Linked DNA regions of Homo sapiens: region 1 is linked to region 2. Evidence: chromatin loops called from intact Hi-C (ENCODE). Cell type or tissue: PC-9. All regions are shown on one strand. Links, peaks and the distances in the headings refer to the core of each region. The heading gives the core; the rest is flanking DNA.

Region 1 (2,917 bases), core at 234-2,733, 97 kb before region 2:
CATGAGGCCACGGAGCCTGGCCTCCATTTTTTATTATTGCTAGAATCACCATATTTCCTGGCTTGCCTGGAACAGTATGAAACATATTCTTATGTTTATAGCAGAATTAGGCCGGACGCAGTGGCTCACGCCTGTAACCCCAGCACTTTGGGAGGCTGAGGTGGGCGGATTACCTGAGGTCAGGAGTTCGAGACCAGTATGGCAAACATGGTGAAACCCCGTCTCTTCTAAAAATACAAAAAATTAGCCAGACGTGGTGCCGCACACCTGTAATCCCAGCTACTCGGGAGGTTGAGGCAGGAGAATTGCTTGAACCCGGGGGGCAGAGGTTGCAGTGAGCCAAGATCACGCCACTGCACTCCAGCTGGGCGACAGAGTGAGACTCTATCTAAAAAAAAAAAAAAAAAAAAAAACTGCTTAAAGAACTCTATAGAATCACAATCTTTAACAGAATTATTATTATTTAATATAGAAGCACAAGCAGGGGAAAAATACGTCATCAAAATTTTCAAGTAGTCAACTCATTATTGGAGCCATTTTATTTTATAATTTTATTTATTCAGCTGGTTCAGAATTCAAAAGGGCATGTAATGAAGTCGCTATCCTGCTTCTGTTTCCCAGCTATCCAGCTTCCCTCCCTGGAGGCAAACAGTGTCATTGGTTTTCAATATATCCTTCCAGATGTATGTTATCCGTATCTAAGCAGTTATATTTATTCTTACTTCGCATAAATGGCAGCATGCTATAAGCACTGTTTTGTATTTTGCCTTTAACAATTTTTATTATACATCTTGGAGAACTTTCCAAATCAGTACATAATGTGCTTCCTTTTATTCCTTCATAGTATTCTATTGTCTGGATGTATTATAATTATTTAACAAATTCCCTATTGGTGAATATTTGTCATTATTGCTAGAATGACCGTATTTCCTTGTTTGCCTGGGACATTCTAAGCTCATGCCACTTGTCCCAGCTTATTTATTTATTTATTTATTTGATGTGGGCGGCAAGCCACCCAGGCACCGAGGCAAGAGACAGAGGACACGAGCTGTTCCAGTATAATAAAATATAAAACAAGAATAGTTATACCAGATATAGATCTTAGATATGATTATATATGAATATCATTAATCATTAGTTTGTAGCAATTACTTTTTATTCCAATATTATGATAATCCTCGCTCTATAATCATAGCCTAGGAAAAACCACGCCATACAGAGATAGGAGCTGAGGGGACATAGTGAGGTGTGACCAGAAGACAAGAGTGCGAGCCTTCTGTTATGCCCGGACAGGGCCACCAGAGGGCTCCTTCGTCTAGCGGTGACGCCAGCGTCTGGGAAGACGCCCGTTATCAGGGGGATCGTGGTCCAGCGGTAGCAAAGGTGTCAAGGAACAACACCCGCTACTTAGCAGACCGGGAAGCGGGGGGGGGGGAGGTCTCCCTTTCCCCAGGGGAGTTTAGAGAAGACTCTGCTCCTCCACCTCTTGTGGAGGGCCTGACATCAGTCAGGCTTGCCCGAAGTTATCGGGAGGCCTAACCGTCTCCCTGTGATGCTGTGCTTCACTAGTCGCACTCCTAGTCTGCCTTCATGTTCCATCCTGTACACCTGGCTCTGCCTTCCAGATAGCAGTAGTAAATTAGTGAAAATACTAATAGTCCCTGATATGCAGAAATAATGATGTAAGCTGTCTCTCTCTCTGCTTCCTCTCCCTCTCTGCCTCAGCTGCCAGGCAGGGAAGGGCCCCCTGTCCAGTGGACACGTGACCCACGTGACCTTACCTATCATTGGAGGTGACTCACATTCTTTACCCTGCCCCTTCTGCCTTGTATCCAATAAATAACAGCGCAGCCAGACATTCGGGGCCACTACCGGTGTCCGCGCATTGGTGGTAGTGGTCCCCCGGGCCCAGCTGCCTTTTCTCTTGTCTCTTTGTCTTGTGTCTTTATTTCTACACTCTCTCATCGCTGCACACAGGGAGAGACCTACCGACCCTGTGGGGCTGGTCCCTACATCGGGGCTGAGAGTTGACGAATGCCCCATTGTTTAGAGGGGCCTGGGGCCGGCCCCTCATCCTGTTTCCCTGATTTTTAAAAGGCCGTAAAGGATGGCCATCAATATCAAATCTGAAATGGCATTGAGATGCCCAGTGAAGACCCTTTTGGCATCGTGGGCATACAGTAGAAGGTGGGGCATCTTGTTGCTGAAAAGTTTTTTGTTGTTGTTGTTGGTGATGTAAAGGATGGCGACCTGCACGCCGAGGGCAATTTCTTTTTGCATGTCCATTCTGGCCGCATATGAAGCATTGGCCAGAGAATTGTCCAGGCATTCGAATAGAGGCCATAGCTTGTGCCATAATCATTGCTGTATGGAGAGTTCCTCCCACCCCTTCACAGGCTTTAATGTAGGAGGTGAGTATATCACCACCTGGTGGAATTTTACCTTTGACGGGGCGAATAGCCGCCTGACAATCTGGATTTGCTTGTTCATAAGCCATAAGTTCTACAACAAGTCTTTGGCCGTGGCTATCAGGAATAGCCTTTTCTGCTGCGTCTTGAAGATGAGCAATAAAGTCTGGGTAGGGCTCATGTTGTCCCTGTCTGACGGCTGTGAAAGATGGGCATACTTTACCATCATCTTGAATTTTGTCCCAAGCATCTAAGCAACATTTTCGCAGTTGTTCAATAACCTCATCATTTAGTATAGTTTGGTGTCGGATTGCAGCCCATTGACCCATTCCCAGTAACTGGTCAGCCGTAACGTTAACAAGAGGATTAGAGCCCTGATTAAGACGAATGCGTTCCTGGACAGCATCAACCCACCAAGTCCTGAATTGTAAATATTGGGATTTAGATAAGACTGATTTTGCCAAAATTTCCCAATCATAGGGTACCAAACGTTTATCTTCTGCTAAGGC
Region 2 (2,911 bases), core at 412-2,911:
ATTTTATTTTTTAGAGATGGTCTTGCTGTGTCACCCAGGCTGGAGTGCAGTGATGCAGTCGTAGTCTACTACAGTCTTGAATTCCTGGGCCCAAGGGTTCTTCCCACCTAAGCCTCCCAAGTAGCTGGAAGTACAGGCACATACTACCAAGCCCAGTTCGTTATTTTAAGTTTTTGTAGAGACAGGGGTCTTACTATGTTGCCCAGACTGGTCTTGAACTCCTGTCAAGTGAGCCTCCCACCTCAGCCTCCCAAAGTGCTATGATTACAGGTGTGAGCCTCCATGCTTGGATGAGATGTTGTTTTTAATGTTTTTGGTTTTTTGGTTTTGTTGTTTTGTTTTTTTGAGACAGGGTCTCACTCTGTGGCCCAGGCTGGAGTGCAGTGGCACCATAATGGCTCACTGCAGCCTCGACCTCCCAAGGCTCAGGTGATCCTCTTGCCTCAGCCACCCCTTCCCCGGCCACCAAGTAGCTGGGACTATGGGCTTGTGCCACCATGCCTGGCTAATTTTTTTATTTTTAGTAGAGATGGGGTTTTACCACGTTGGCCAGGCTAGTGTCCAACTCCTGACCTCCAAACAGCTAATTTTTGTATTTTTAATAGAGACAGGTTTTCGCCATGTTGCCCAGCCTCGTCTCGAACTCCTGGGCTCAAATGATCCACCCACCTCGGCCTCCCAAAGTGCTGGGATTATAGGCATGAGCCACCACACCTGGCCTTTTCAGTTTTTTTATTTTTATTTTTTCTTTGAGACGGAGTCTCGCTCTGTCGCCCAGGCTGGAGTGCAGTGGCGTGATCTTGGCTCACTGAAACCTCCATCTCCTGGGTTCAAGCAGTTCTCCTGCCTCAGCCTCCTGAGTAGCTGGGATTACAGGTGCCTGCCACCATGCCTGGCTAATTTTTGTATTTTTAGTAGAGACAGGGTTTTGCCACATTGCCCAGGCTGGTGTTGAACTCCTGGGCTCAAATGATCCACCTGCCTTGGCCTCCCAAAGTGCTGGGATTACAGGCGTGAGCCACTGCACCCGGCCCTTTGTAGTGTTTTTAACTAAAGAATTTGTAGAGTTGCCCAGGCCAGGAAGCCTGGTGGCTCTAAAGGGTAATAGACCTTGTCAGTAACAGATAAGGAGTGGTAAGAGGACATTACTCATATTGAAGATGAAGACCAGACTTTGCTGCTTCACAGGCCATGCGCTGGGTTGGGCCACTTCAGCTCCACTCCATTCGTTTTCCTTTCCTAACTTGACAATCAGCTCACTCACCCTCCCTTAGTGCCTCCAGTGCCTACTCCTGTCACTCCAATGTCAACCCATTGGGAGTTGAGGCCTGTCACTCCAATGTCAACCCGTGGGCTGTTACTTTGCGTCATATGATGCTGTGAGAGGCCTTGCTGGAATGTCCTAGGAATCCCTAGTAGCAGTGGCTATTAGTCTTCTAGAAAAGAACTATTGCTGCTGCCTTGTGCACATGCCCCACCTTCTGGGCAAGTGGCAGCATTGCGCTCATGAGGGGCTTTGCATTCTTAGCCAAGGGCAATAAACTGGGTGGGTGATCTGGCCCAAACTTGCCCCTAGGCTCTGCTAGCCCTGAATCAGCAGGCTTCAGAGACGAGGGTGGGTGTTATAAAAGCCAGTCTGTAAAGGGTAAATTCCAAATCTTGTGCCTTGTTATACCAATCCTTCCTGATTCCCGTTTAAACCAACTACTCTATTTCTGTGCTGCCTACATTTTCAATCCTCCCACGCATTAGCAAATTCCTGAAATTTCCTCATTTGGTAGGCCTTCCATAGGAGTCAGCTATGGACTTCCATAGGAGTTGGCAGCTAAAACCAGACTGTGAGCTTCTGTCTCCGTTCTGATTTTTGCTGCACCTCCCAGGGGACAGTCCCCACATGATTACAAAAGCCAGGTGCCCTCATCACCCGTTACCCCTGACCTGTCCACTTGTTTTGAATAAACCTTCATTCTCCAAGCAGATCCCCAAACTTCCTTGTCCTTGTTACACGTCTACCTCACAACCTCACAATTCAACAACAGGTAAATACCTGGATTCACTGATTTCTTTACTGTCCTTCTCTGAGGGTTGGGAAGGTGGGGGCTAGAAAAGGCTCATAATTTTTAAACTCTTGGGAATTAAACTTGGGAATTTCTATTCCTACAGTGTTTTCTCTGGGATTTTTAGCTCACTGATCGCCCTAGAATAGTGTGAACTCTCCAGATAGGTCCTGCTGTGATAGGCCAGGGGAGTAGGCTGTGCAGTGACGGCTTAGGGTAATAAGTAATGGTTGGAGGACACCAGCATAGGAGCAGAGTTTAGAACTTAAGAGGACAAGAAAGCTGCTCAGTGGCTGGCGTATAGCTGTGAAGGTAACCAAACACCAAAGAGGGAGTCTGTCATTTTTATAAGGCTGGAAGCGAATGTTCCTTTTCTACCTTAACATACAGTTTAGGGGGTTGCACCAAGACAAAGTTTCCAGGCTGGAGGGTAATACATATCCAGCGCGAGTGAAGTCCCCACTCCAACATATACCCTTTTTGGGTGGGTAAACACCTCTTTGCATGTGGACAGAAAATGTTTATACTTAAACAGACATATTTTGCATATTTTTATCTGGAGACTTCTTCTAGTTTTATACTCTTCCCACATCTATGCCAATGCCACCATTCTAAAACTTACACTCCTTTTCTACCCCTGGTCTTTTCCTTGTCCTTCCCTACAACTTGGTAGAGGTCCATTTTGTCTTACTTCACACTTTTTTTTTTTTAAATAAAACACAAAAGTCTACGTCTTGGTGTCTTATCCGTGAGTGGGAAGTGGTAAGCTGGTGATGGTCCCATATTTGCTATGACAGGAACACAGAGGTGGCAGCTTAGGAAGCTGGGGCCACATCTCACAAGGCAGGACCTGG

What was found. Hi-C counts contacts between places; a loop is a spot of excess contacts. Peaks named below come from ENCODE experiments on the same cell type or tissue, not always from the same donor. Only the 100,000 strongest peaks of a DNase experiment are listed, where the experiment ranks them.
Region 1: a loop joins it to region 2, with 8 times the contacts of the local background. A loop is called at or near these places in 13 of 110 quality-filtered maps.

What each region holds. Positions count from the first base shown.
Region 1 is chr12:56,495,572-56,498,488 of GRCh38, forward strand. No RefSeq gene overlaps it. Among named protein-coding and RNA genes, the nearest start is that of GLS2, 8.9 kb to the left of the region's middle. In PC-9, for the core only: CTCF peaks have their summits at 1,325 (motif pointing right), 1,526 and 2,235; no DNase peak of the experiment used is centred there.
Region 2 is chr12:56,592,814-56,595,724 of GRCh38, forward strand. It overlaps RBMS2 (RNA binding motif single stranded interacting protein 2), which reads left to right. Exons shown (of 14, transcript NM_002898.4): 14 at 1-2,911. It overlaps BAZ2A (bromodomain adjacent to zinc finger domain 2A), which reads right to left. Exons shown (of 29, transcript NM_001300905.2): 29 at 2,783-2,911. Among named protein-coding and RNA genes, the nearest start is that of BAZ2A, 36 kb to the right of the region's middle. In PC-9, for the core only: CTCF peaks have their summits at 1,511 and 1,710; no DNase peak of the experiment used is centred there; H3K27ac peaks cover 1,313 bases.